Regions from separate parts of the Homo sapiens genome. Here region 2 is linked to region 1. A link is a loop called in an ENCODE intact Hi-C map of the cell type or tissue named here. Cell type or tissue: heart left ventricle. All regions are shown on one strand. Each heading gives the region's core, and the rest is flanking DNA. Links, peaks and the distances in the headings are about the cores only.

Region 1 (16,072 bases), core at 3,092-11,091:
AGAATTTAACCTAAATTAGATACATCAGCCAGAACAAGCATAATTGGTTGAAAGGCAGCCATCTATCTAGGGAGTTCTTCTAAATACTGAATGTGTCATGCGCTTTGACATAACATATCTGTAATCTCTGAATACAGAAAGCACTTTCTGTGTTAGCTGTAGGTGTTAAAGCAGTAGTGTGTTTTAAGAATGTGTGCTGTGCAAATTCTGGCTTGTGAGGTAATGACAAGTGTTTGCCTGCATAGACAATATATTTTTTCCCCCCTGAGGTCCCCACACACCTAGTTTCCCTCAAGCTCATCATCTCTGTCAGGTTAATCAATAGGCACCGTATGGCAGAGGGTCAGTAATCAGTGTCATCGTGCCTTTAAATCGTGTTGAAAATTTGCTTAAAGCCTGGGCCAATTAACATCGAGATGATGAATGGATGGGAAGATGGGAAGAGCCTGCCGCTCAGGGGCTTTGTGAGGAGGAGATGCTCAGCTGTTGAGCAGCAGACACCAGCGAATAAAATCAGCCATTCATGTGAGCTCAGTCCACCCACTCTTAATGATAATGTCAATCTAGCAAAATATATACACATTGGAGTTGTCACGAGTTCATAAATCAAAGGAGTTTGTCAAAGGCATTCAGATTAACGAGGCAGCAGCAATAACAAGTCAAATTTGCATAGAGAATTGCTCGAATCTCAGTAAATTATGATCCTGTTTTTCATTTGATTATTTGCTAATGTCTCAAGAGGGAGAATGATTATATTAGCATGCAAAATCTACTCCAGAAGTAGAAATCTGAGGTGTAGAAGACCAGTGCACTATGACAATTAATCAGTTTCTGCATACTAGCATAAATGCACAAGGCCCAGAAATGAACTTCTTTTTTATTATTATTTCTCTTTGCTACTGATCCAAATGGTTCAGCTTGACAGAGACTTTATATTGCTTTAACAGTGTTCTGAATTGTGCCTGCAGGCAAGACATAGTTATGCAGCTATAACCAACCTATCCATCTGCCAACCAGATTGGAATTCTCCTATCCAAGGCTTCCATTAACCCCCACTGACAGCTCCAAACAGGATTAAGAATTTGGAAGCATAAAAAATAGTTGTTCTTTGCAAATATACACAATCCCTCTGCATTTTGAGAAAGGATGCATCTGTAGTGTTATATGATTAGTGTCGGACAGTGTGGCGGGGAGAAAGCCTGCTTGGCAGTTTTTTGACTTCTGTCACAGGGAGTAAGGCAGTGCTAATGGAAGTCCTCTTTGGTTGTCCCAGAGAATGTTGTCCATTCTATCTAGTTGTTAGCACTGTGCTTGGAATTGGTATATTACTAGAAAAGAGCACTCCTTGAAAGCCTTAACTGGTGAATCTGTTGAGTTTAGCAGTATAGGGAGGCCTTGATGTGGTTGTGGTTTAATAGAGTATGTCAAATGATAAACATGCTGGAGAAGCAATGTGCATGAAAACATGCCAGAGAATATCTTAGGAGGACACTTTAGGTCCTCCCTAAAATGAGTCCTTGAATAGGATTTTCCGAACAGCTTCTGAACTTAAATGACCTAAGTTTTCCCCATTGTATCCTAAAAGGATTAATTAAAATTTGTTTAAACACACACACAGTGTTTTTTTTTAATGTCACCTTTCATACAAGAGTTTGAGTGATTTTGTCCATGTAGCTAAAATATCTGTTAACCTTGTAAAATAATAATTTCTGTTTTTGTAAATTGTAAATTTATATTTGGAAGCTAAATTAGCTCCAAGTCACATAATAAGTTAATGGGAAAAAGTATTAATCCAATTACTAATTTACCATTGAAGTTCACTATACTGTGTTTGCAATTAGTTACTAGAAATCGGTCTCAGGATTTTTTCCTTCAGGTGGGTTGTCATTCTATACGATGATGAGCAGATGATTTCATTTTTAAAATGTGTTCAAAATCAGTTATAATCCACCACAATTTACCTGCTTTGCTAAAATGATAGAATTATCCCAGTTACAGAGTCCTTCAAATCCTCCAATGGTAAATTAGTGAAGTATGTGGCATTGGTGTGAAATGTTCGCTTGTAGCTTTGGAGCTGGTTATTTTATTTATAACAGATGTCTCTTCAAACAGGTTCAGGCTCTGTTGCACCATCCAACCTTGAGCAAGATGCTTACTCAAAGATTATTGTAAGTCATTATGAGTGGCTTGACTTTTCATCACTGTGTAAATTAGTTTAATTTTTTATTTGATTATATAATCAACTCTTAATTATCCATTTTATCAGGAGTTGTGTGTTCAAATAGATAACTGAAAATAGTAAATAAGCCACTTACTAGGTCATGGGGAATATTGCCCCAGCTATGAACCTGCTGTGTGCTGCCATCAAAACATCTTTACTTCTTGAATTGGACAGTCAAAAATACAAACAGCCTCAAAGTTAGGAATGCTTTGGTTAAGGGTTGCCAAACTTTGTCTGTAAAGGGGCAGATAATAAACATTTGAGGCTTTGTGGGAGATAGGATCTTTCTTGTGGCCACTTACCTCTTCCGTTGTAGTGTGAAAGCAGCCACAGACAAATCGTAAATGGATGGGCATGGCTATGGGCCAGTTAAACTTTATTTGCAAAAATATGTGTCAGGCCAGAGCTTGTAAGTGCTGTTAACTGATCATACTGGCATTATAAGTAGTGGGACAGTAGGACTGCAGTTGGGCTGCCACTGAAGTTCCTCTGCTATTAAAAACAAAACAAAACAAAACTTTTTTTTAAGCTAGCTGGACAGTCTGGGTTTAGGGTTTCAATTATTCATTGAGCATCTGTTATCTGTATACTTACGTAATGTGTTAGTGGGTAGAGGGAGCTACAAAGACTTTTCCCAGTAATCTTTCAATCTTACTGGTTAGTCGAAAGTAACAGTGCAGACATTTATCTAATTAAGTGCCTGTTGTGTGGATCAAGATTAAAATTTAGTTAGGGAATTTCCAGTAGAGTAAGGTGGAGTAGTTTTATGGTTTCTTGGAGAAGATGACAGTTAAACCTCATTTTAAGAATGTGTAAGACTTGAATAGATGAGATAATCTTGTGTTTATAATTGTTGAGTGAACTAGACTGGAGTTAAGAATCCTTCCAGGCCAGACTCTGTGGCTCATGCCTGTAATCCCAGCACTTTGGGAAACGGAGGTGGGAGGATTGCTTGAGGCTGTGAGTTTGAGACCAGCTGGGTAATATAGTGAGAACCCCTGTATCTACAAAAAAACAGAAAAATTAGCCTGGTGTAGTGGCGTATACCTGTAGTCTTAGCTAGTAGGGAGCCTGAGGCAGGAGGATTACTTGAGCCCAGGAGTTGGAGGTTACAAGGAGCTATGATCATGTCATTACACTCCAGCCTGATGTGATAGAGCAAGACCCTGTCTTTAAAAAACAATCCTTTCAACCCCGAAATTTCAAGATCATATCACCTGTTGGTGAGACTATGAAGAAACTTGCTTAACTGGGGCAGAAAAGATGTGTTGTGGGAAATAACTTGGTGTAATATAGTAGGGAATTCTGGATGGTCCTGAAAACCAGGCCTAGAACTTCATATTTGATTTCATAGAAATAAAGAGCCACTAAAAATATTTTAGGGAAAGACCATTACGACAGTAGCAGTGTTAAGAAAGATTAACCTGGCAATAATATTCAATCCAAGAAACTTTTTTTTTTTTTTTCTTTGAGACAGGGTCTCACTCTGTCGCCCAGGCTAGAGCACAATGGCATGATTACACCCCAAACTCCTGGGCTTAAGCGATCCTCCCGCCTTAGCCTCCTGAGTAGCTAGGACGACAAGCATGTGCCACTATGCCCAGCTAATTTTTTTTTTTTTTTTTTATGTAGAGGTAGGGTCTTGCTATGTTACCCAGGCTGGTCTTGAACTCCTGGCCCCAAGCAATCCTCCTGTCTCTACCTCCCGACAAGAAAACATTTTAAAATTCACATTATATTCTCTAGCTTTGTGCTGAACCTCTGAAATATAAGATGAAACAGAAACTGGCCCTGCCTTGAAGGAATTTACAGTAGTGTGGGGTGGGAAGCATGTTCATGTAGAGATATAAAGAGATATAAAGAATTAAGTGCCAATTGGAAGTGAAGTTTTTCTTCGGAGTAATTAATTCTAACTGCAGGTTAGGCGTAAGGGGATAAAGGCTTCTCAGAGAAGGTATCATTTTAGCTGACTCTTGAATCAGGATTTTTAGTAGATAAAGAGATTGGGAAAGAAGCCTGTTACATGTTAAGGGACTAGAATTAACAAAAACACAGAGATGAAAGAGTGGTTTCCTTATTTTGGTGAATGATAAATAATGTCATGTAAATGGTACAGAGACTTTGATGAAGTGTTAAGTTGGCTGTCTTATGGATGCTGTACTAAGAAGTTTGGGTTTATCCTGTTATTGCCAAAAAGCTATAAAAGGCTTTTGAACAGGAAAGTAACCTTTTTAGAATGATGATTCTAATGGCCGGGCATGGTGGCTTACGCCTGTAATCCCAGGACTTTGGGAGGCCGAGGTGGGTGGATCACTTGAGGTTAGGAGTTCGAGGCTAGCCTGGCCAACATGGTGAAACTCTGTCTCTACTAAAAACACACACACACACACACACACACACACACACACAAAATTAGCTGGGCATGGTGGCGCATGCCTGTAATCCCAGCTACTCGGGAGGCTGAGGCAGGAGAATCACTTGAACCCAGGAGGCAGAAGTTGTAATGAGCCGAGGTCGCCACTGTCCTCCAGCCTGGGTGACAGAACGAGACTCTGTTTCAAAAAAAAAAAAAGAATGATGATTGCCACTCTAGTGTATAGAATATATCATTTGGATTTAGGCAAGGATGTCAATGTCAGAAGGCTGTCTCAATAGTAATAGCACTGGTAAGAGGTGTTGTGGGTCTGGACTAGAGTAGAAGCAGTGGAAATGCAAAAGTAGGGTCAGATGTATTAAAATAGATGATTCAAAGAAAAAGTTTATAGACTGAAAATTAGCTAGATATGTTCAAAGAAAAAAAAGGAATGAGTAAAAACTGACTCTGAGGATTTAAGTCTAGGATAAAAAGAAAAGTTGGGAGGAAAAGAGCTGACCTAGAAATGAGTGGAGATGGTAAAAGAGTGCTTTAAATTTAGATGTGTTGATTTTGAGACAGTTTAAGCTTATCACCTGAATACTTTTTTAATATAATTACTTTCTTTTTTATTCGCCCAGTTTGGTTGTGGAAACATTTTATCCAAAATGCATCCCTGAGGTCTAATGCAGGAGCTTTAGCAGTATTTCCTTTATTGACCTTTTCCTACCCAAATCTCTGTTACTGTATCTGCAGGTGTTACAGCCCAAATGCATCTAGTTTGGAGTTAAATTCAAAGTTGACAGGGAGACTTTCATTCTGCCCTTTCAATTCTAAGCTAGTAAGCACTGAGCTAAGAAATAAATATTTGAGTTAATATAAAAGGTAACAAGTTGTGCACTGGGCTAAGAAATAAATATTTGAGTTAATATAAAAGGTAACAAGTTGTGTAGAATCTTTTACAAAAATATTTTAATATACTATAGTCCCCACTTATTCATAGGGGGTATGTTCCCCAGTGGATGCCTAAACCACAGATAGTTCTGAACTCCATGTATACTATGTTTTTTCCTATGGACACATACCTATGATAAAGTTTAATTTATAAATTAGTCATAGTAAGAGATTAACAACAATAAGAATAAAATAGAACAGTTATAACTATACTGTAATAAAAGTTACATGAATATGCTCTCTCAAAATATCTTACTGTACTGTACTCACCCTTCTTATGATGATGTGAGACAGTAAAATGTCTATGTGATGAGATGAAGTGAGGTAAATGACCTAGGCATTGTGACACAGCATTAGGTTACTACTGACCCTTTGACAGCATGCTACCTGCTTTAGGTGATCCTGGATTATTGAGCCATGAAGATGTTGGTGGTGGGATGTCAGGAGCAGACAATGTCAATGACTCATGGTCAAGTAGCATGTACAGTGTGGATACACTGGACCAAGGGATAATTCACATCCTGGGCAGGACAGAGCTACCAGAAAGGTGCACAATTGAAAACTATTTCTAAAAATTTCCATTCAATATTTTAGGACCTCAGTTGACTGTAGTAACTGAAATTGCGTGAGTGAAACTGTGGATAAGGGAGGACTACTGTAATGCTATTCATAGACTATTATTACTCAAGGACTACAAACACATTCTGCAATTTATTTACTATAATGAAACTTTCCATCTGAGTATTGGGAATCTGTTGTTCTGAGCAGTCAAGTTTGCTTAGGGTTGGTTTAAAGTTAAGCAGTAGAATATAACGTTAATTACATTTGATGGAATTTTCCCCCTAAAATTTATTTTTCACTTAACTTTTCTCCCATTTCTTAACATTTTATTATGGATTTAATTAATTAATTTTTTATTTTGACATAACTTCAGATTTATAGACAAGTGAAAAGAATAGCACAAAGAATCTCCTTACACCCTTTCACATAGATTTACCTAATGTTAACATGTTACCATATTTGTATTATATCTGCTTATAAATACATATACACACGCACATACATCCATTTATGTATTATTTTTTCTGAACAATTTGAAAGTTACAGACGTAATGTTCCATCCCCCCTAAATGTTTCAGTGCGTGTTTCCAGAAAAACAAAGACATTTTAATAAAAATAATCACAGTACAAATTATCAAAACCAGGAAATTGAATGGATAAACAAAACTGTGGCACATCCATACAGTAGATAATACTACTTGGCAATAAAAGGAAAAGAAATACTAGTATTTACAACAACATGAGTAGATCTCAGATATTTTATGCTAAGTGATAAAAGCCAGATTCAAAGGTTACGTACGATATAATTCCATTTATATGACATTCTGAAAATGGCACAAATTATTGAGCCAACAAATCAGTGATTTTCAGTGGGGAGAGGGTTGACTATTAAGGAGAATTTCAAGAGAATTTTGGGAGTGGTGGAATTTTTCATTTTTTAATGGCGGTGTTATACAACTGTATGTTTTTGTCAAAACTTACAGAGCTGTATACCAAAAAGGGTAAATTTTTCTGTATGTAAATTTTAATGGTGGGGAAACAATCAGGAAATTAATATTGATACAGTGTTATTAGTTCACCTACAGAACTTACTAAAAAGTTTCCAATTGCCTCAACAGTGTGTGCTATACCTCTTTAGTTTCCTTTAATCTGAAACAATTCCTTAGTCTATTTCATGGCCTTGACATTTCTTAGGTACAAACTAGTAACTTTATGGAATGAAATACTCATTTTTGGGTTAGCCTGATGTTTTCTTATAAGTAGATTTAAGTTTTGTGGTTTTGACAAGGATACCTCACAAGTGATGTGCTGTTTTCAGTACATCATATTAAAAGGCACATAATCTTAAGGTGGCATCTGCTGGATTTCTCCACTATGAGGTTACTCTTTTTTCATTGTAACTATCAAGTATCTTATAGAAAAAATATTTTGAGATTATGTGACCATCCTGTTAACTTGTCAAACTTTCACTCACTTATTGTAGTTTTAAATTTTACTTAGGTTTTTGAGATGGTGTCTTGCTGTGATGCCCAGACTGCTCTCAAACTCCTGGACTCAGGCAGTCCCTCTGCCTCCACCTCCTGAGCAGCTGGGATTACACGCATATGCCAAAGTACTAGGCTCACTTGCTAATTTTAGCACCCAATGATGATTCTTCCTTATATTAATCACTTATCCTTAAATAGAATTTATTGGATATAATTTAGCCTGATGATCTAGGAAAATTATGCACATAGCTTATTGGGAATCCTCATAGATAAAGATGCAAGGAATAACTGTGTTGCTGAGCTTTCCTGGGTGATGTTGGACAGGCTTTGAGAACTGTTGAGGTGACTACTTAGGTATACATGGCTATTTCATCATTACCCCTTACCCTCAAGACTGTAGACCTAGTAATCTCATTCACTGGCATTCTGCTTCTACTCTTTAGTATTAGGAGGGTTCCTAATCCTTGTTCCTGATATCATGACTGTTTAATGTCCCTACCTCTATTTTTTTGTAACAACATTATAAGTTGGATTTTTTGTTTGATTTGATTTCTCATGATGGATGGCCCAGAGTAAAAGTGTTGGGTTAATCTGTATTAAAAGAACATACCAATGTTTATGGGTTTCCCCCATTTTTTGTTTAAGAGTTATTTTTAACAATACCATTTAAATATTCTTTGCCCTAGTGGGATAGAAAGGGGAAAGGAACTCCTAAGAAGCTCTGTGTTCTATGTTAGGTTAGTAACACCCTTTAAGCTCCCTTTGTGTTTTCATTCTTTAGACATTTTCATAATACCCACCCAGTGGTTATCCATCTAAATCTGATAAAATAGAGGGTCAGTAAAAAGAAAATTGTGAGTATGGGCTAGTCAATACTCAGGCTGTTAAGGTTGAGATGACTATTTTTCACTTTATAATTCAGTATAGAGGAGTTTGCCAGCAATTGTGTATCAGCCCAAGTACCTGTATAATAAAAATGTGATTTATAGTATCTTTGGTATGACAAACTTCCAGCAAAAAGTAATTAGGCTCCAAGTTATATGATAACATTTCAAAAAACATAATTAATTTTGAAATACAGGATCTTACACTGAATTAAACAGGTTTAGTTTATCTGATCTTTTTATTTATTTATTTAAAGGAGGAATTTCATGACCTGAAAGAGAGTTACTTGCAAATTCTAAGTTTATAATTGGATACTGGCTTAAGCTTCTATTATATAAGGCATTTAATTTTGGTATTTAAAACATTGATCTTTACATTTAAAAAAAAAAAGTTAAACATACAACTTGATGTTATGGGGTAAATAAATGTTGACCTTTCCCTTTCTTTGTTTGATACTCTTACATAGCATGTATTGCCAGTCGCCTCATTTGTCAAGCTTTGTAGTCATTAATTCAATTATATCCTTCCTCCATTTTTTGGTAGATGATCTCCATTCCTTTTTTTCCAAACAGGGAGGAAAAGAAGTTAGAACTCTGAAGTTCTTGAGTCTCTGTCCCTTTCTTTGTAATATAGCATGCTTTTTCTTTAATTTTAGGGACTTTTACAAGGGATCATCACAAATGTAAAATATCAAGTTAAACCTCATAAGATATTTCTGCCCAAAAGAAACACATTAGGGTACTGGCCTGTCAGGCTTACTAAAGGTGACACACAGGTGTCAGCCACAGAGGTGAAAGGGCCTCAGAATGACACAGTACGTTTTTTATCTCTCAGTATCTTTCAAAATGTAATATCTAATAGAAACCAAAAAAGTGAAATTTACATGTAGGTTTAGAACACAGTAATGATTGTATATTAATAATTTCATGCTTGTATGAAAATTTTCAGATAAACTCTCATGTTAAAAATAATTTCTGAACCTACAAATAAACTAACCCTCCTGTTAGAACGTTATGACTATATGTAATGTAAGGAATATATTAACTGTAAGTTTTTTGTTGTTGTTGTTTTGAGACGGAACCTTGCTCTGTCACTCAGGCTGGAGTGCAGTGGTGTGATCTCGGCTCACTGCAACCTCGGCCTCCTGGGTTCAGGCGATTCTCCTGCCTCAGACTCTCGAGTAGCTGGGATTACAGGCACCCACCACCACACTTGGCTAATTTTGTATTTTTAGTAGAGACACAGTTTCAGCATGTTGGCCAGGCTGGTCTCAAACTCCTGACCTCAGATGATCTGCCCGCCTTGGCCTCCCAAAGTGCTGGGATTACAAGTGTGAGCCACCGCACCTAGCACAACTGCAGGGTTTTAAATATTAATGTTATTAATGTTACTAATGTTGTTGCTGAAAATGGAACTCAAATAATATGTAATTTGGATTTTCTGTATTTTGCCTTGTAGATAGTGATTTACATATATTGACTAGCAGATTTTTAGTACTTATGAACTCATTTTCAGTTGGATTGTTGTTTTTTTCCCCCTCCTAAGTATATAAAAACCCCACTGACATTTTAGGGCCTCTAGCTGCTGTTTGAGGTGACAGTGCCAAGGAATGGACTCTAATCCTAAACTACTGAGTAAATGTTTTTTTAAGTCCTATGCTACTTTTATCAAAGAAAATAAAATCAAATCTGAGAAGAGGGGGAAGAGAAATAACTATTTTTAGGACCCAGACTTGGAGATCTGTGCCAACCAAACATCTACTATAATCGAGAGAAGGTAATAATCATGGTTTTAGTTGTCATCAGCTAAGTGTGGGCTGGAACTTTCTTGTATCCAGTGTCAACCTGTGTCAAAGTGCAAGCTAGAGATCTAATGAATATGATCTCCTACACAATGCTTAAAGATACATGAAATACTTCCCATCTAAATCCTTACATAATTTATTTATATACATGGGCATATGTTTTCTTTTACATATGTGTATATCTGTATGTATACAAATCTTCAAGTGAATAATTGTATAAATATATGTATGTTCTAACTTACAGAATTAGAAATGTAATTCAGTTTACTCCCAAAGGATAAGATTGAAGATAATGAGAACTGAATTAAAGCTTACTTTCTTTCACAGAATTCCTCAGAGAGAGAAGACTGTAATAATGGCGAACCCCCTAGGAAGATAATACCAGAGAAGAATTCACTTAGACAGGTATGAAATTCAGCCTTACTTAAAATAAAAAGCTACCAACAGCAAAACAAAAGACAGGAGGAAACCCTTGATTTGCCATTCTTTAAGCACTGGAGCTTATATTAAGAGTACTCGGACGTTGGCCTGGCCATAGCCATCACTTTCAATCAGGTGACATGGTTTTCCCAGTTATTTAAAAAACATTCTAGGTATACATGTACAGGACAGCTGGTTGGCATTTTTAAAAAAGTATAAAAACAGATCTGCCTGTAATAAAGTTAGCCCTTTTAGTATGAGCAATATTTTGTTTGCTTTTTCTAGAAGAAAAGGCCATTGTTAATAATAACTTAAAAAAACAGCAGCCGGGCAAGGTGGCTAACGCCTATAATCCCACCACTTTGGGAGGCTGAGGCAGGCGAATACCTGAAGTCGGGAGTTCGAGACCAGCCTGACCAACATGGAGAAACCCAGTCTCTACTAAAAATACAAAAATTTGCTGGGCATGCTGGCGCATGCCTGTAATCCCAGCTACTCAGGAGGCTGAGGCAGGAGAATCACTTGAACCCCAGAGGCAGAGGTTGCGGTGAGCTGAGATTGCGCCATTGCACTCCAGCCTGGGCAACAAGAGCAAAACTCCGTCTCAAAAAAAAAAAAAAAAAATAGCTCACCACTGTGCCCCAATAGAAGGTAACACATTTTACTTGTGAAAGTTCAATACCATTGTGTTCTTGTAAAAATTAGAATGTCCTTGGCAAAAACAAGAAACGCAAGTTCTTATGATGTTGCCAGAGAATAAGTGTGCCACCTATTCATTTTTATTTTTATTATTTTATTTTATTTTTATTTTTGAGACAAAGCCTCACTCTGTCGCCCAGGCTGGAGTGCAGTGGCGTGATCTCGGCTCACTGCAACCTCTGCCTTCTGGGTTCAAGCGATTCTCCTGCCTCAGCCTCCTGAGTAGCTGGAATTACAGGTGCCTGCCACCATGCCTGGCTAATTTTTGTATTTTGGGGTTTTTTTTTTTTTGAGACACAGTCTTGCTCTATCGCCCAGGCTGGAGTGCAGTGGTGTGATCTTGGCTCACCACAACCTCCACCTCCAGGGTTCAAGCGACTCTTCTGCCTCAGCCTCCTGCGTAACTGGGACTACAGGTGCCCACTACCACACCGGGCTAATTTTTGTATTTTTAGTAGAAACGGGGTTTCACCATGTTGGCCAGGCTGGTCGCAAACTCTTGACCTTGTGATCTGCCCACCTAAGCCTCCCAAAGTGCTGGGATTACAGGCATGAGCCACTGTTCCCGACCTAATTTTTGTATTTTTAGTAGAGACAGGGTTTCACCATGTTGGCCAGGCTGTTCTCAGACCCCTGACCTCAGGTGATCTGCCCAGCTTGGCCTCCCAAAGTGCTGGGATTACAGACATGAGCCACCACACCTGGCCCTGTATTCATTTTTAATATAAAATTGGATACAATGAGCCTGAGCAGCAGTAAAAATAATTCTAATTTACTTGGATTTATAGCATTGTTCTAGGAAATAGGAGATCTAATATTTGTTGAGCACCCACCGTGAACATGATGCTTATTTGATTTAACCCTCACAATAACCCTGTAAAGTTTTTAGATATGATGTGACTTCCAATTTATAGATGAAGAAAATGGAGGGTTAGAGAGGTTAGATGACTTGTCTAGCTAATTAGTGATTTGATACTCAGATCTCAGTGTTTCCAAAGCGTTTCTACTTGTGCCTTCTGACTTCAGTTTATATATAGTGTTTAGAGGGAAAGTACTTGAAACTGTGACACATTCATTTTTTAATTTACTATATGTTAAATGTTTTTTGGATGAACACTTCTTTTTTTTATAAAAATAATTGTTTAGTAAATAGAATTGAATCATCCAGGAAGCTTTAAAAAAAAAAACAAACAAAAATCCACAAATGATCAGTAATTGATGTTGAGACAGTTACAATTTTAACTGTTTGGAGAATCAACACCTGATCTGTTCATCTAAACCAATAGGACAATACTGAATAAGATAAATTGGGAAGTAGGAACACTCTGCCCACTATACAGAAACAACTGTCGGAAAACAATGACACAACAAAAGTTTTGGCAACTTTATTTAAGCTAACAAACGAATTTTCTCTCTGCAAAGTTATAAATTAATTTTAATAGGCTGATCCAGATGGTCCATTTGGAAAATGGATAGGCTGATCTGTTGAAAATTAAACTAAATTTATCTCTCTCATACTTCAAACTGAAGCAAGAGAGAGAATCATGCCTATTAAGTCCAGCACATACAGATGGACCAGCAGGTCACACATGGGACTAATCTGATTCATTTTAAAAATAAATGCATACATTATTGAATCATTTTCTACTTGCAAGATCTGTTGTGTGCAATATTCGAAAGAGATTTAATGTTGTTTTTTTCATTGCCGTTTTAGCAGGTTCTCTTCCCCACTCCCCCTGCCCACTTTAATTTAACAACCTTCCCCCCCACCCCCCCCATGGTGCTTTGAAATGATTTTTCTAATATCTGTCATTCAGTGTTGAGATCCAAGCTCTGGAGATTAATTAGGTCATGAGGCTTTTTCTCCTCCCTTCTTTGTAAAGGGTTTTATCTCCATTCTCTTTGTGAAGAGCATGAACTCAATGTTCTTGGAAAGAGAAATGGCCTTTAGAAACAGGGAAGTAGGAGATCCTCCTGGGGCCCTCAGAGTCTTTTAGCTTCTGGGTGTTTTAGCAGCCCCATGAATGCAGATTTGTAAATTTATTGCAGTGCCATCTGGTTTTTTGCTCGAACCAGATTACTGTTGGCTTGTGTCTGTCTATTGTGGTGGTCACTCCCTAGGAGCTTGCCCTCTCTATCTTAGGGAAGAGTGATGAATAGCAGGGGTCAATAGAAGCGGGTCACAGGGCAGCTGTCCAGGACTGCCCTGAACTTGATTACCCCATTGCTGATTTTTTTTAAGGTAGGACATAGTATATAAGCTGTTTAAACTCCCTCTTTTCTCTATTGCATATGACAATAATGAAGTGCCATTTGCTATTTTGTTTTTTTGTTTTTGTTTTGTTTTGTTTTTCCTGTAGTCAACTTCTGTAGACAAAAAGATGTCAAGGCCGCCTTATACCTAGTATTGATACAAGTAGGATTTGCATCTCATTAACTTGAGATTCTTTTGCAGATATTTCTAATGGGATTTCAGAAACTCACTATTGATTATAAAAAGTTCAGTTATCTTCTAGCAATTTAACATTGTTTTTAACTAATATTATAGTTGACATATATTATTCAAAAATAGCGTTTTGCCATTGTTGATAGGACATAACTACTGCATGTTAATTTGGAGAGCTATTTAAATATTGGAGGAGCAAACAACTTTATACCAAAAATTTGGCAAGTTGAACAAATTCCTTGAAAAATACAACTTACCAAAACTCTTAACACAGGGTGAAGCAAAATTTGAATAGCCTGATGTCTATTAAATAAATTTAATTAATCATCAGAAGGGACATGTGGTTTTACTGGTGAATTCAACAAATATTTAAGGAAGAAATGATACGAATTTTATGCCAGACCCTTTCACAGAATAGAGAAGGAAAGAACACTCCTTGACTTAAAAATCCACCATAACAGTAATTCCAAAACCCGACAAAGATATTACCAGAACAAGAAATAATGAAGGTGGAAATTAAGAGACACTGTTCCCTGTGTCTGTCACCAAGTCATTTTGTATACCTGCTTTTTCGTTTCATTTCCAGCATCTGAAGATGGAAGAGTTTGGGGTAGGGAGAGGAAGTAGAGCAGTGTATCCTTGTAAAGAAAGTTAATTTTCTTAGTTTCAGAATAATCTCATTTCTTGGCATTAAATATGAACTTTTATTTAAAGGATGTACAAAATAGCTACAATTTTTGTTTTACTCCTAAAAATGTGAAGTCAAGGAAAGGATAGCCACTGTTTTCCTACCTTTTATTCCTATCTGCAATCAAGGGCAAAGGCCTGGGAGGATACATGAAAGTACTCATTACTTTTTGAAAATTGTGGCATTACAACGTTCAACTCTTTGCTTCTCATTGGTGCTAATAGGATCTGTCAGCCCTGCCTTTCTCTGTAATTGAGTAAATTGTGACCGTTGTCTAATCCCTCTCCCATCCCCCATTTCCTTTGTGTATGTGTCCACTTACCATCCTGAGAACGTGGGCAGTGATAAATAAAGCATTGAGTAGAGCTCTCTCAACTCTCTGAAAGCAGCATGATGCCAGCCCTCTAGTTATATTTCTTTAAGTGTTTAGGTTTTTCTGTATTCTTTCTCTTGTGTAGCTGGAACCCTGGGGATGCAAAGCCATGAGAGAGGCCAAGAAGCTAACAAAGTAGCTGTCTCCCTTGTTAGCTTGTTCCTTTATTCTTTAAAAACAAGATAAAAACCATCTGGCTCAGGGCATTACATTTTCCTCCCCCATGCACCTCTATAGATGGAGACTTCACCTGCAGTGAGGGTTTACATTGATTAGGGAGGGAGCAGTAATTCAAGCTTCCATCCTCTTCAAGGATACTTTGCAGTCTTTAAAGGTGCTGACCCACTGAGTTAGACTGTCAAGGGAGGATAAAAAAGTATCTTCATCCCAGGAGGTAACAGCTGCCAGGTTTTCAACACCTTGCACGCTGCTGGAAAAATGTCACAATTGTCAGCTGAAAGAAAAATGACTGTGTTGTCATCTTCTGTTAATGACTGGGCCTTATAAAAGGAACTACATAAGTCTTTTAGAAGGAATAAGTAGCTGTTTTCCTTTTCTACCATATTCCCCTCCCCTGAAAAAATTCCTGCGTTCTAAACATTGCCTTGGAGTAGATCCACAAAAAACAGCAGTGAAGAACTTAAATCAGCCAGTATAAGCATGGAAGTCTGATGGGCATAGCTCCTTTATACAGTTGGATGAGTAGGAGGAAAAAGCACATCACTGACACAGAAAATGACATTATAGTGTGTATTAACAAAACAACCACAACAACAAAAAGTCATTCATAAGCCAGTGAACTGAGAGAAAACATACTGTATTTCTGTTCTTTGGAGGACAATTTATTTTCAAGCAGCATCCAGATGGGTAAATACCAAGACATTTCTTTTTTCAAGAGAGCTCCTTTTCTTCCTTTAAAAAAAAAAAAAACACAGAATTTGCTTCCTTTAATAGCTCTGTAATGTTCATATATGATGGCATTCCCTTCTTTCTGATTTGATTGATGAGGGAAAAAGGTTTAATGAAGTCCCTGATATCAGGCAGGCAGGGTTTTTTTTTTTTTTTTCTCTCTATTTGTTTTAGGTTAGTCACTTTAATTGTATTGAGTAATTAGAAGGTACACACAGCCAAGGGAGCTTTGTTCTGATAATTGCTCGAGAAAACCCATTCCCTATCTGCCG
Region 2 (16,072 bases), core at 2,708-10,707, 71 kb before region 1:
ACTACAGTCATGCATTGCTTAACAATATGTGATACATTATGAGAAATACATTGTTAGGTGATTAAGTGGTTGTGTGAGCTTCACAGAGTGTACATAGACAAATCTAGATAGTATACCTTACTATACACAAATGCCATGTGATATAACCTGTTGCTTGTGCAGTTTGTTACTGTACACTGAATCCTGTAAGCCATTGTAACACAATGGTATTTGTATATCTAAACATAGAAAGGGTACGGTAAAAATACAGTGTTATAATTTTATGAGACCACTGTTGCATATCTGACCATACTTGACTGAAGTGTCAGGGGGTGCATGACTGTATTTTTACTTATTCTCTGACCTTATTCTTGGGTGGTGATAATAATAACAATAATAATGGCAGCCAACACTTGTAGCTCAGTATATACCGTGCAGGATTCTAGACACTATATATATTAACTCATTTGATCCTCTCATCTTATTAGGTGTGTATTATTATTATCATCCTGATTTACAAATGTGGAAACTGAGGCACAGACAGGTTGTTACTTTTTCCAGATCAAACAGTTTGTGAATGGCACAGCTGGTATTCCAGCTCAGACATTCTAGCTCCAGAGTGAGTGTGGTTAATCATTGTGCTATACTAACCATGTTCCTTAATTTCCTCTTCTCTAAAATGAGAATAACAATAACTGTTCTATCTACTGGGTTGAAGATCCAGTAAGAGAGTACACATAAAAGCACTTTGACATCACAGTGTACCATAAATAGAAGTTATATGTGAACTGTAGAATTAGCATGCACCTTAGAGTAGGTATTTTATAGTTTTTTGGTGGGTGAGGGATGTTATCTTTTGACTTATTTTTGAGAAATATAATTTTGAAGAGAGGTGTTGATGGTGTCATTCTTTTTTCAACTCCTCAGAAAAATTATGAGAAACACACGATGATAACTCATATATCCCTCACCTGAATTATCTAATTGTTAACATTTTGCCACATTTGACTTTTCCTAGTATATACTTTCTTTCTAAATTATTTGAGAGTTGCAGACATGATATTTTACCTTCTGCATGTATTTTCTAAGAACAAGAGCATCCTTATTCCTAACCTCAATACAAGATCCCACTCAGGAAATTTAACACTGATCACTGATAACCTTTTATTATTTAATATACAGTTCATATCCAGAACCCCTAGTTATCCTAAGAATGTCTTTTTTTTTTTTTTTTTTTTTTTTTTTTTTTTTTTTTTGAGATGGCGTCTTGCTCTGTTGCCTAGGCTGGAGTGCAGTGGCGTGATCTCAGCTCACTGCAACCTTCGCCTCCCAGGTTCAAGTGATTCTTCTGCCTCAGCTTCCTGAGTAGCTGTTATTACAGGCACCTGCCACCACGCCCGGTTAATTTTTGTATTTTTAGTAGAGATGGGGTTTCACCATGCTGGCCAGGCTGGTCTCGAACTCCCGACCTCAGGTGATCCACCTGCCTCAGCCTCCCAAAGTGCTGGGATTACAGGCATGAGCCACCGCGTCCGGCCCCTAAGAATGTCTTTTACAGCTCTTTAAAAAAAAATCCAGGATCCAATCATGTTATATATAATATCTCTTTAGTTTCCTTTAATTTACAGTAGTTCCCTAATGGTTTTTATTCATGAAATTGACATTTTTGAAGAGTTTGAGGTAGTTTTACAGAATGTCCCTCATTTGTTTTTGTCTGATTGTTTTTCCATGATTAGATCAGGGTAAAAAATTTGGCAGGAGTATAATATATGCTGTGTTTTTTTTTTCTTAGTGCACTACTACATCAGAAGGCATATAATGTCAGTTTGTTCCATTATTGGAGATATTGTTTGATCATTTATTAAGGTTGTATTCACTAGATTTCTCTGTTGTAAAGGTATATTTGTAAGTATTCAGAGGAGCAAACTTGGAGACTGTGTAAATATCTTATTTCACAACATTGTTTCACGCAGTAGTTTTACCATCCATTGGTGATTCTTCTGTGGTAGTTGTAAAATCAACCTATTTATTTTTAGGTAGTTCTAAATAATTTTTTTCTTTCTCAATTTTGAAATGGTGAGTGTTTCCTATTTTGGAAAGACATTACATGGGCTTTATCCTCTTTATTTCATTTTTGAACTTAGACCAATTAAAGTGTACTTTTTACATTGTAAAAAAGATAAAGATAACTTTTATCTTTAGTGCAACACACTACTAAAGCTGCTTAGAGAATTGAGTTAAGTTTTTAAGGGCTTTTTGTAACAAAAAGTATGTCTGAATTCCCTGGAGGACTTGTTGGGCCTTCCCTGGAGATTTTTTTTTTTTTTTTTTTTTTCTGAGACAGGGTCTCACTCTTTCTCCCAGGTTGGAGTGCTGTGGTGCTATCACAGCTCATTGCAGCCTTGACCTCCCAGGCTCAAGTGATCCTCCCACCTCAGCCTCCTTAGTAGCTGGGACTACAGGCGTGCACCACCACGCCCAGCTAATTTTTTTATTTTTCACAGAGATAGGGTTTTGCCCATGCTGAGTTTGCCATTCTTTAGGCCTGGGTTGGGGTCTGAGAATTTGCATTTCTAACTAGTTTATAGGTGATGCTGCTGGTTCTGGGACTACACTTTGAGGACTGCTGTGGCTTCTATAAGTCTTCCTTTTTAAAAAAAAAAAAAAAGGCTAGTCAAGTTCTGAAGCAATTGGTTGTGAACACCTGCACTTGCCATTCGAGCAGATATTTTGCTCATGATTATTTGGACCGTTTTCTTCCTTTCTTCTTTTCTTTCTTCCTTTCTTTCCTTCTTTCCAGGCTGGAGTGCAGTGGTTCGATCCTAGCTTATTGCAACTTTGAATGCCTAGGCCTAGGGAACCCTCTCGCCTCAGCCTTCTAAAGTGCTGGGGTTACAGGCATGAGCCACTGTGCTGACCTTGGGATACTTTTCTACTTGTTTGCTTTCTTTAATAGATATGAGAATAATATGGATATAGTATAGCAGAGTAAATTGAAGTTTGTATTAGGGGATTTTGATGAATGTTGGGAAAATTTTGGCAATTGGCTAAATTACTGAATAGGATCTCATTAACCTAGCTAATTCAAAATTATCTATGTTGTAATGAAAATGGTTATAGGGTATTTTATCTATTTATTTATTTATTTTTTAGAGATGGAGTCTTGCTATGTTGCCCAGGCTGGACTCAAACTCCTGGGCTCAAAAGTGATTCTTCCGTCTCAGCCTCCCAAATAGTTGCCGGTACCACAGGCTTGTATCACCATGCCCTGTCTAGGTTATTGTAAAACATATTTGTAGCATTTATATTTGTCGAATTTTCTTTACTTTGCTCAATGAAGTAACCAAATTAGGTATCCATAGTGATCAGTTTGTGCTTTCAGTATTTAAGTAATCTCTGTTATACTTTAGCAACTGGTTTTGTTAAGTCTGTGCAATTAGTAAAGCAAGTGGCAAATTTGTTACGTCATAGAGATTATTTTCACTTTTACAGAAGTTGGCCATCAGCCCTCCTTCTTTGAGTCTCCTATTAGAAATACTATAAACATCAGAGAGAAGAGGATGACCTTAATATTTGCTTCCCAGGCTAAATCACAGCCTTGAAGCAGCTATTTCTTTCCGAATAAAAAGTTTAATTTCACGCCCTGATTAGTGCCAGTACGTGCAGGTAGATACTTATGTTATGTAGCTAAACTGATGTGCCTTTGCAAATTACTTGCCAGTCAGCAGAACTATAGTTTCTTATGAGTAGTTTATGGTAAATTATAGTTCTAGTTAGTAAGTTCTGTGTGTTTTTTTAAAGTGTGTATTTATTAGATACGAGTAGGAATCAGTCACTAAATTTTGGCCAGACTAGCAGTTGACTAACAGCTTTTTTCAAAGGCTCAGGTTTGGACTAACAGTCCAGCCAATTAGCAGTAGGAAAGAGTGAGATCTTATTTTCAGTTGATTTGAAAATATACACAGGACCTAGAAAGAGTGGTTTCTGATGGAAAAGACCTAAGGAGAGATTATTTTTCTTATTGAGAAGTAAAATACATTGTAGTTAAAAATTGAGACCTTTGAGAGGCTTAAAAGATAGGAAGATCAACTGAGGACAAGACATAGAAGGTTTTGAAATCGTGGGACACTACTTAACTGAATTTTTAATTGCTTAATTGAAACTATGGAGTTTTAAAAACTTTTAAGATGAACTGGGGCCAGGTTTGGTGGCTGTCACCTGTAATCCCAGCACTTTGGGAGGCTGAGGTGGGAGGATTGCTTGAGGCCAGGAGTTTGAGACCAGCCTGGTCAACTTAGCAAGACCCATGTCTCTACAAACAGAACAAAACAGAACAAAATTAGCGTGGCATGGTGGTGCACACCTGTAGTCCCAGCTACTTGCTTTGAGGCTGCAGTGGGCTATGATTCCTCCGCTGCATTCCAGCCTGGGACACAGAGTGAGATCCTGTCTCTAAAAAAAAGAAAAAAAAAATTAGCCGGGCGTGGTGGCGGGCACCTGTAGTCCCAGCTACTCAGGAGGCTGAGGCAGGAGAATGGCGTGAACCCGGGAGGTGGAGCTTGCAGTGAGCCGAAATCGCGCCACTGCACTCCAGCCTAGGTGACAGAACGAGACTCTGTCTCAAAAAAAAAAAAAAAAAAGAAAAGAAAAAAAGTGAAACTGACTTTTTTTGAACTTGGATGAAGGATAGATGAGATGAATTAGAAGGAAGAAAAATACTGTTTCCTTAATAAATGTATCATTTGTCTTATCTAAAATGTCACTAAATTTGCATGGAGTCATAGGATTTAAGAGTCTAGAAGGACCATCTAATTCAAGGCTTTTTTTTTTAATTTAGTTTTTCTATTTTCTTTGTTCTTTCTTTCTTCTTCTTCTTTTTTTTTTTTTTTGTGTGTTCTTCTACTTGATAATTCAAGGCTTCTTAACCTTTTTTTGGTTATGGACTTCACTGAAAATCTGGTATCACAGGATCCTTCCTCTTCCCAGACACACACACACACATATGTTTTGTACAAAATTTCAGGAGGTTCAGAGATCCCTGAATCCTATCTATGGACCCTGGGTTAAGAACCCTGATCTAGCTTGTTTTTTTTTTGATTCTTGCATAGTATATTTTTATTTAAAAGGTTTTGCTGATAATTATTATTTTAATATAACTAAGTTGTGACCTGTTTTAATAAGGGTCTGACTGTAAAACTTGAGCTTCATCATAAAGTGCCATTTTGAGAAGCTAATGAAATGTTGAGTATGTTGCCTAGTAGTGTCAGGAAAAATGGTACAGAGATGACTTGGCTGGTAGTTATCAAAAATCCTCCCAGAACATCCTGTTCTCATTCCCCTAGCTATTCAGGCAAGGGGCCACAATTAATCCCTGTCTATGATGATGTAATTTTACTTTTCAGGATATATGGACAGATACACTTAAATCCTTTGATTATTATTCTACTGATATTTCCAGGACCTTTCTATTTTTATAAGTTTTATTAAAGATGTGGTATAACCAAGCAAATGCCCAGCAAGGTCAGTTTACTCTAGTAAGTACACTCTGCATCTAGAAGCATGTGGAATAAACTCTGTTCTGTCAAGGTCAGCCTTAAACATTGTCAACATGTTCACTTATTTATGCTCTGCAGTTCTGGGGAGGCCTGGGAAACATTTATCTTCTTTTCTTTTTCTTCATCCTCTTAAGGTATCAACACTGACAATGCTATCTATCTAATTAGCTCATTCAAGAAAGACTTTTTTGTGATAATTTTAGATCAGCAGTACACTTTGGCCAGAAAACCTGGTTTGGATTTTATCTTATGTTATCCCACATGCTACTTAGAAAAAGAGTTTTTATGAGATATCGATAAAAAGTATTGTGGAATACTTCTTCTTTTTAAAAATGAGCACATGAAGAACCAAGGACTTGTTTGACTTGCCAGTGTCACAATTGATGACAGCCTGAATTAGAGCCCACATTTCCTAAGTCCAAGTCTAGTTGGTGCTTTTCCGAGTCTTTGTTTTGTTTGTGGTTTAGCTTGTGTTTCTTCTACTGATAGGTGAATTGGTGGGGGGTGTTTTTAATTAGTACTTTTGTGATTTGTTTAAGAAAGCCTCCCCTAATTTAAGATCATGAAAATAGCCTCATATTTTCTACTAGAGACTTTTTGAGTTTTGGTTTTTACGTTTAGAATTTTAGTCTTTCTAGAATTGATTTTTGGGTTTGATGTGACGAAGGGATTCCGTTTCACTTTTTTCCATATGGATTTACAATGGCCCCCAGCATCATTTATTGGAAGAACATGCATTCTCCATCAATCTGCAGTGTTATCTCCCTCATAAATCATGTCATTACATGCATTGATCAGTTTTTGGACTCATTCTGTTCTATTGTTCATTTATTTATATCAGTGCCATACTATCTTATTCATATAGCTTTTTTTTGGGCAAATCTTTTCTATTTTAAAAAATTCATATTAAAAATTTAACATAATAAGTGTACATATTTATGGGGTATATACTGATATTGTGATACATATAGTGATCAGATTAGTAATTAGTGTATGTATCTCAGTCATTTATTTTTTTTTGTATTGGGAACATTCAATATTCTCCTAGCTATTTGAACTATATAGTATTTTATTGTTAATTATTGTCATTCTACAGTGCTGTAGAACACTAGGACTTATTCCTCCTATATAGCTCACACTGCTTTATAATACACCTTTTTTATGGTAGTTAAGGTCTCATACCTTATTTTCTTCTTGGCTATTTGTGGCTTTTTATACCTTCATGGGACTTTTTTTTTTTTTTTTTTGAGATAGCCTCACTCTGTTGCCCAGGCTGGAGTGCAATGGTGCGATCTTGGCTCACTGCAACCTCTGCCTCCTGGGTTCAAGCGATTCTCCTGCCTCACCTTCCCGAGTTGTTGGGATTACAGGTGCCCACCACCACACCCGGCTGATTTTTTTTTTTCTTGAGACGGAGTCTTGCTCTGTCGCCCAGGCTGAAGTGCGGTGGCGCGATCTCTGCTTACTGCAAACTCTGCCTCCCAGGTTCAAGCGATTCTCCTGCCTCAGCCTCCTGAGTAGCTGGGATTACAGGTGTGTGCCACCATGCCCAGCTAATTTTTGTATTTTTAGGAGAGACGGGGCTTTGCCATGTTGGTCAGGCTGGTCTTGAACTCCTGACCTCAGGTGATCTGCCTGCCTCGGCCTCCCAAAGTGCTGGGATTTCAGGTGTGAGCCACCATGCCCGGCCTTTGGAAATTTTTATAGATAGCTTGTCAAGTTCAAAAGCAACAAATATCTAAAGGCAAAAATATACTAAACCTATTGGGATTCAGGTTAGTTGATTCTTGATAGAAACCAAAGTATGGAGTTACTTCAAAATTAAAAACTAAAATTTGAGAACTTTTAGCTAGGAAAGATGGCTTTCTTTTGTTTTGTTTAGAGGAGAATCTTGCTCTGTTGCCCAGGCTAGAGGGTAGTGGTACAATCATAGCTCATTGTAACATCAACCTCCTGGGCTCAAGTGATCCTCCTGCCTCAGCCTTCCAAGTAGCTAGGACTACAGGTAACACCACACCACACCCAGCTAATTTTTATTTTATTTTATTTTATTTTATTTTATTTATTTATTTTTGTAGAGACAGGGTCTCTCTCTGTTGCCCAGCTGTTCTCGAACTCTTGGCCTGAAACAATCTTCCTGCTGTGGCCTCCGAAAGTGCTGGGATTACAGGCAGGTGCCACCGCCCCACCTGTGTTTATTGATTGATTGAGACAGGGTCTCATTCTGTTGCCCAGGCTGGAGGGCAGTGGCATGATCTCAGCTCACTGCTGCCTCGACCTCCTGGGTTCAAGTGATCCTCCCACCTCAGCTTCCCAAGTAGCTGGGACTACGGGTGCCCACCACCACGCTTGGCTAATTTTTTTGCATTTTTGTAGAGGTGGGGTTTTGCCATGTTGCCTAGGCTAGTCTTGAACTCCTGGCCTCAAGCAATCTGCCCACCTCAGCCTCTCAAAGTGCTGGGATTACAGGCATGAGCGACTGCACCCAGCCCAGCCTGTTTTATTCTTAATGTTAAGAGATAGTTGGATATGATGAAAGAGCACTTTATTGAGCCAGATCACTTAAGCATTTGACCTTTAGACAAGTCTTTTATTTATGTTAGAGTTTCTTAGCCCTTGGGCCTTGGCCCTCTTCTCTTTCCTGTCTACACTTTGTTCCTAGATGATCATCTATTCCTTTTGCTTTGAAATACCATCTGTGGGCTGATGATTTCTAATGGGCTAATAGTCTCTAACCCATCCTTTTACTGTGACTTCTACCTTTATGTATTCAACTGATTATCCACTTGAATGTTGCATAATTGTGATTTTTTGTGTGTGTTTTTTTTTTTTTTTTTTTTTTTTTTTTTGCTGATCTTCCCATACTAATAAATGGTGCCACCATTTATCCAGTTACTGAAGCCTGAAACCTGGAATCATCATTGGCTCCTCACTTTTTCTTATGCCGATATGCAATTCACAAGATTTTATCTGTTCTACTTCCAAAATACATCTCAAATTCGTCTACCCCTCTCTGCCTACACTGCTATCAACTTACTTTGGGTTATTATCATTTCTTTTATGGAAAAGTTTAACAGTTTTCTAGCTACTCTCCCCTTTAAATCTAGTCTGTCTCCACACAATAGCCAGAGTGATCTTTCAGAGATCTAAAATGTTCTAATATCTTCCTTTTGGACTAAAGCTATGCATGGTAAACTTTGTTGTTTTGCCTGGCAGAGCTGGTCCTTTCCCACCTATGTCTTTGACCCTGTTAGGTCATTACTCCCAGTCTTCAGTTACAGTCAAGTTACACTGGCCTTTTGCCAAACACCTTTTTTTTTTTTTTTTTTTTTTTTTTTGAGACAGGGTCTTTCTCTGTTGCCCAGGCTGGAGTGCCATGGAATAAACACAGCACAGCTCACTGCAGTCTTGACCTCCTGGGCTCAAGTGATCCTTCTGCCTCAGCCTCTGGAGTATCTGAGACCACAGGTGCACGCCACCATGCCTGGCTAATTTTTAAATTTTTTGTACAGACAGGGTCTCACTATGTTGCCCAGCCTGGTCTTGACCTCTTGGGTTCAAGCGATCTGTCTACCTCAGCCTTCCAAAGTGTTGAGATTATAGGTATGAGCTAAATTTGCCAAACTCTTGCAAGACCACTATAAGGCCTTTGCATTGGCTGTTTTCTCCAACTCTGACTTTTTGGTTGAGTCCTTCGTTTATCCTTTATATCTCAGTTCTAATCACCTACTTAGAGCCTACCCTATCTAAAGTAAATGCCCCTTTCCTTATTTGTCTATTATTTCTACTAGAAAAGAAAATAAAGCCCATGATAGTAAAATTTTGTGTTTTACTCTTGAGTATATCCCAGTGCATGACATGTGGTAGACAATAAATACTTGTGAAGTCACTCACTTTCTTTTTTTTCATTTTGTAAAATAGAAGCTGATGATAAACTGCCCATCCTGCTTCCTGGAGTCATTGTAGGGAATAAATCAAACAATGTTTATGGGAATAAATCAAACAATGTTTATCAGTTTTGATGTCCTGGTATGATTTTTTTTTTTTTTTTTTTCCGAGACGGAGTCTCGCTTTGTTCCCCAGGCTGGAGTGCAGTGGTGCAATCTCTGCTCACTGCAAGCTTCGCCTCCCGGGTTCACGCCATTCTCCTGCCTCAGTCTCCTGAGTAGCTGGGATTACAGGTGCCCGCCACCACGCCTAATTTTTTGTATTTTAGTAGAGACGGGGTTTCACCATGTTAGCCAGGATGGTCTCAACCTCCTGACCTCGTGATCCTCCCGCCTCGGTCTCCCAAAGCGCTAGGATTACAGGCGTGAGCCACCATGCCTGGCCTGGTATGATAATTTTCAATAAATGAGCTTTAGTTTTTTAAAAGACATTAGAGCAAATTTGAGAAAGTACAAAATAAAAAAAAAGCAGCCTGCCATCCCACACAACCACTTTTATTTAATTTTGTTTGTCTTAAAAAAGAAAGAAAGAAAGAAAGAAAAACAACAACTTTTAAGGGTGAATGTACTGTCCAGCACTCTCTTCTTTCTAATTTTCCTGTCCCAAGCAGCTTCCAAACACTTTAAGGAGGTGCATCAGTTAAGATAGATTAATTTTATACTTTTTAAGACTTGTAGGGAATTCATTTATGTATTTTGAAACTTGCGTGGAAAGAAGTAAATACAAATGGTTCTTTATCAAATTTAGAAATTTTACTCTTGATAATTAAAGTTTTTATAAGAATTTTGCCTAAAGAACTTTTCTTGAAACTAGCCTGTATATAATCAGGATTTCTTGATATGGAATACAATCTGATTTGTCTTTTAAAACAACTTGTACAGGTTACTATTTATCCTGTGTGGTAACTACCGCTCCTGCTGTGATTCAAATATTTCAGCCCTTAAGCAGTTATATTAGGCTTGGGGAATAGTGTAATTTGAAGCCCTTGGAACATCTTTTTGAATTAGAAAAGGAATTCTCTAAATAAATATATTCAACTGGGAGAACTACTTTTTTGAAATTTATTACTTTGGAATATATAAAGTTTGGTCATCTTTGGAAGTAGAGATCTAATTTACCAGCAAATGGAGTTTATAATACTAAAATATAGTATTGTTTGCAAATAAAATTCTTTGTTTTTGTGTCTTAGGTTAATAAATTGTCTCTGAGTCAATTGTTACAACAAATACCAAATGGAAAAATTGCTTTCATTTCTTAGCATAGGCACAACCTTCGTAGTTCAGCCTTCCCAAAATGCTCTTTGTTCATCTGATGTATGTTGGAGAGACTCTTTATAAAAATGGCAATGTTGACATGTACCTTAATTTGCTATGTTCTTTTAAAAATAAATTTGGGAAATTTGCTCTCTAGAACAGTAGCCTCCTAACCCATCAGAAACATTTTAAGGATTTATCCTAAATATTTTTACTTCTTAATTTGCAAATTGCAAATTGTACTCATGCCCTGCCATCATTAGCTACTATATTAAGGCACAATATATACACTTAGGGTAAATAAATATAAATAAGTAAATATATATGTGTAAATTGTGTCCAGATAGTTGTAATGATAATGTCTTTGGTTTATTCACATATGGTTAGTTCAATATTATTTTTACCTTGTAAAGTGACTAATGAAGGGCTTGTGCAAAGAATTAGAGAAGAGTCAATTGACAGTTTACTTAAAACTAACTAATATTCTTTTTTTTTTTGAGACGGAGGCTTGCTCTGTCGCCCAGGCTGGAGTGCAGTGCCGCTATCTCAGCTCACTGCAACTTCTGCCTCCCGGGTTCAAGTGTTTCTCTTGCCTAAGCCTCCCATGTAGCTGGGATTACTGGCGTGCGCCACCACGCCCAGCTAATTTTTGTATTTTTGATAGCGACTGGGTTTCACCATGTTGGTCAGGGTGGTCTCAAACTCTTGACCTCGTGATCTGCCCGCCTTGGCCTCCCAAACTGCTGGGATTACAGGCATGAGCCACTGCACCCAGTGAAAACATTCTTAAATTCTGAGCACACTTAAGTTTTTTGCAATATGCCCAAAGAGAATGAATGAGGGAAGAAACCATTGGCAACCCCTTTGTGTTGTGGAATTCCCAATCTTCAGTAAGTGACATTTAACCATTTAACATCAGATTAAGGGAACACGTATCAAAAAAAATTTTAAAGATTATTTTTTAAACTAAAAATTAATTGAAAGTTTTTTGTTGTTGTTGTTGTTTTCTTTTTGAGACAGAGTTTCGTTCTTGTTGCCCAGGCTAGAGTGCAGTGGCGGCATGGTCTTGGCTCACTGCAACCTCCGCCTCCCAGGTTCAAGCGATTCTCTTACCTCAGCCTCCCAAATAGTTGGGATTACGGGTGCCCACCACCACACCTGGCTAATTTTTTTGTAGTTTTAGTAGAGACAGGGTTTCACCATAGTAGAGACAGGGTTTCACCATGTTGGCCAGACTGGTCTCGAACTCCTGACCTCAGGCGATCCACCTGCCTCGGCCTCCCAAAGTGCTGGAATTATAGGTGTAAGCTTCCGCACCCGACCAATTAAAAGTTTTAATATTCCCCCTGTGGTGCTATATATGTATACATAGGTTTTCATCCATGGTCCTGGTTCATAACTCCCATATCCCTTTTTATGGTCTTTTGTTAATAATGTTGGGTGTGTTAGGCCTCAGCCGCAGACCTCAGGAAATAGTCTGTCTCCTGCCCTTCTTTCACCTGCCCCAGGGCAGGACTCTAATCTCCCACCACCTCCTTTCTGATTGTGGATCTTAAGACCCTCCACTGAGAGGGTCCCACCTCATACCCTCGTGGGAGGAAGGAATGCTTCCATAAAAACTCAAGAGGACTGGGTTTGGAAAGCTTCTGGATAGCTGAACACATGGAGATCCCTGGAGGGTGGTGTGCCCAGGGAGTCATGGCAGCTCTGAGCCCCTTCGCCCATACCTTGTTCTATGGGTCTCTTCATTTGTATTCTTTGCAATATCCTTCATAATAAACCAGCAGATATAAGTAAGTGTTTCCCTCAGTTCTGTGAGCCACTTCAGCAAATTAATTGAACCCACAGAGGGGATCATGGTAACCCCAACTTGAAGCCAGTCAGTCAGAAGCTCCAGAGGCCCAGAGTTGTGACTGATATCTAGGGATATGGGGGACAATCTTGGAGCTCTCAAGATGAGGCCCGAGGCTCTCTTTTAAGGGGTGTTCTGGATAAGTCATAGCAGTTAACAAGAATGCTAGGACATACAGGGACACATAATTCATCAGTCCTGTCAAAGTACATCACAAAAATCCAGTATCATGATTCCAACAGCATTTCAGTCTTGGGGTTAGGGTTGAAGTTAGACAAAACAAAAACAAAAACAACCCACATTTGGTCACAGAGAAGTCTTCTGTGTTGATGATTATTGTAGTATGAGAGTAGTGGAAAAACACGAGGTTGGAAAGAGTCTTTCCCTACACACTCCCCCACCCTGGAGGATCATCTTGCCTACCTCCTGGCATGTGCACACCCTGCTTTGGAAACCACCTTGCCTCACACAAGGGATGAAAATGCATTGTGGCAGAATTGAGTTCTTTGTCTTTTCTCATTTTCTCTCCAGATTTCATATATTGTGGAAAAGCAGTTGAATGAGAAAACTAATCTTTCAAACAAGCATAGCCAGTGTAATGCAGACTTCGTAGACTGTAGAGCATGTCCCTCTAAAACTGAGTGTATAATTGAGTCTGTACCTAGGACTTCCAGGGCTTTTAGTAATTAAATGATAGATTTTATAGAACGCAGACATTGTTTAGCTAAAAAGAGATATTTCCATCTCAATTCTATTTAGAAGATATTATGGAGCTAGAGGTGGAGATCTATGACTAAGGGCATGTTGAATTTTTTTATGAAAGAAGGGGACTCTGGTAATTAATTTTTTATGATAATGTATTCTTTCAATTTGGAAATGGTTCGAGTACGAACTCAATTATTTTCAAATATAAATTTTGGAAATGGGATATTTTTAGATCTAATTGCCGATGACTAATATAATGAATCTTTATAAAAATACTATTTTGTATCTTGGAGGTTGGGGGACATGTAGATGTTGCTTAAAATCATTGAAAAAGTATTCTTTTTGCAGCATCCTGCTTGCCTGGCTTGTGGATTTCACCTTGTTTCTGCTGGGGATATTAGTTTGTTTCTTAAATAAGGATTTTTGTCTATTTAAAGACTCAGTTGTCTAGTTTCAAAGGTAAAGCTTAAAGCAGGTCCTTCTTCCGCTTCCCTACTCCACAAAATACATAGTCACAGACTGACTAGTAATGAGTAAAACAAAAGCAAACTGCCTCTTAATCTAGGAACAGAGAAGAAATAAAGAAGTCCCTATTTCAGAGAGAGTAAGGGTTAAAATTCTTAGCAGTCGGGGCAGGGTATAACACTCTTGAGAAGAGTGATAAGGGCTTTCCCAGTAGCCTGCAGTTCCCTGTAGAGTAGTACATGGCTAGACTTGTCAGATTAGGGCAAGAATAGCAATTTGACCAGTGAGTTCCAGCAGGTGTAGCAGCAAAAGCACAGATTTCTTACACATACATGTAATGCATGTCTGCTTATAGCGGACAGCCCTTGAGATGAGGTCTGAGGTGTTCTGAATGAGTCATAGCAGTTACCAAGAATGCTAGGACATGCATGCACAGATAATTCACCAATCCTGTCAACATGCATCACAAAAATCCAGTCTCACATGATTCCAACAGCAGTAGCGCCTAAATTCACGTTATTGCACTGTAACAAAATTGTATCATCTTGTGTATAGCCTAGGATCTACTGGCTTCAGCTAATGTAGAAGTCATTATCACTAGGTGGCATTTGCTTGGGGAGTTGAGGCCTCACACAGAGGGATTTTCCTGAGGTTTCCTACCAATACAGCAAACTCTAAGGAAAGAAGAAGGTAGGGTTGGAGAGAGATGGGGTTTTGTATATTATTTCAACCCATTCCGTTGGTTTAATTTTCGTGTGAGAGTCTAGCCAGGCAGGCTAGGATAGGAAATTATTTTGTCTGACTCTTTGCCCCCCTTTTTTCCCAACACCCTCTGTGCTGCTGTTCTTCCTCCCTTGACTGTAAGTAGTGTAACCCTCCCTTTTGCTCCAGCTGCTTTATTTTCATTATTATTGTCTAGGAGTTCCTCATTTTCCTGAGTGTGGAAAAGATTCTAAAGAAAAGACCTTGATCCAGTAATTAATTTTGCTCTTAACATTTACAGACCCTTCCTCTCCTTAATAAAAATGGCTAAAATACAAATTGTTAAATTGTTATTTCAGAATTTGAAATAACAGTGGATTTTTTTCTTTAAAAAATGAACTTAAAATGATCATGCTATGAAAGATCTTAGATTTATTTTTGGTTCTCAGGTTTGATTAATAAATTATATTTTTCAGTTCATTGCATACTACAAAATTTATTAAATTATCTCAGCTGTGATTAAAATTAAAATGTATCTTGTTACATTAGTATGTGAAAATTAGTTCTATCCTGTAAAAATACTACCATATTATGAATAATCTTTTACATGCCTGTAGGGGACTAATGGGAAATTTAGTAATATTTGCATATTTTTTCCTTAAATAGTAGTAATATTTCCATGTTTTGTTTGTAAGCGACAAATATGTATATATATATTCATAGGTATTTTTTATATGATGGGAGAAGGTTTTGTATTTTTGTTTTTTGCCTCAGCTTTTCCCAGCTCTAGGGAGAGGTTTTTAATATATCTTTGTAGTTGATCAAAGTTATAAGGGATCTGAACTTATTGATTTAAGCTATTAAAGATAACCTTTGCATACACAAAGTTCTGTTATAGCGAATACTGGTACAACAAAGAGTCATAACAATAGAGTTCTTTAAAAAAACACACTGTCTTTGCTCTCATTTCCCAACATGATGGACCTAGTAATGGATATGGTGATCTAGTAGCCAGAATATTTTAAAATTTTTATACTGCCAATTAGAATAATGCTTTTCTTTAATTTTTGTCAATGAATGTGAGTTTTTATAAATGCTCATTTTATACTGTAAAAGTAGTTGAACTTTATGAATTTCTGCAAGATTCTGCCACTATGCGAAAACTTGAATGGGAGGTGAAGATTTTTTTTTTTTTTTTTTTGGTAGAGACATGGTCTCACTGTGTTGCCCAGGCTGGTCTCGAGCGAGGTAAAGATTTTAAATGGAGTTCAGCTAGTATTAAGCCCACTACTCACTTGTTCTGTGGTACTCTTAACAAATAATGTTGGATTACGACAGCAAAATATGTGGTATAGAACTATTTTCATTTTTGATCTACTTAGGACAGGTATTAATGGACACTTTCTCATAGCTCATAATCATGTTGGTATTGCTGTCTCTTGTTTGTGAAAGTCTGTGGAAACATCAGTCACTACTAACGGTAGACAGTCTTTAGATTTCAGCAGATATTCGTCAGGGTTTGTTGATGTTTGTTTTTACATGATGAAAGTCCCTATCAAAGTAATTCTATCTCCAAAAGATTTTTTTTTTTTTTTTGAGACAGAGTCTCACTC

Evidence for each region. Hi-C counts contacts between places; a loop is a spot of excess contacts. Peaks named below come from ENCODE experiments on the same cell type or tissue, not always from the same donor. Only the 100,000 strongest peaks of a DNase experiment are listed, where the experiment ranks them.
Region 2: it touches region 1 in a loop (2.5-fold over the local background); 4 of 110 quality-filtered maps call a loop at or near these places.

What each region holds. Positions count from the first base shown.
Region 1 is chr10:101,451,389-101,467,460 of GRCh38, forward strand. BTRC (beta-transducin repeat containing E3 ubiquitin protein ligase) reads left to right here. Exons shown (of 15, transcript NM_033637.4): 3 at 10,593-10,670. Among named protein-coding and RNA genes, the nearest start is that of BTRC, 110 kb to the left of the region's middle. In heart left ventricle, for the core only: no CTCF peak of the experiment used is centred there; no DNase peak of the experiment used is centred there.
Region 2 is chr10:101,380,766-101,396,837 of GRCh38, forward strand. The region is part of intron 1 of BTRC (beta-transducin repeat containing E3 ubiquitin protein ligase); the gene reads left to right. Among named protein-coding and RNA genes, the nearest start is that of BTRC, 35 kb to the left of the region's middle. In heart left ventricle, for the core only: no CTCF peak of the experiment used is centred there; no DNase peak of the experiment used is centred there; H3K27ac peaks cover 1,137 bases.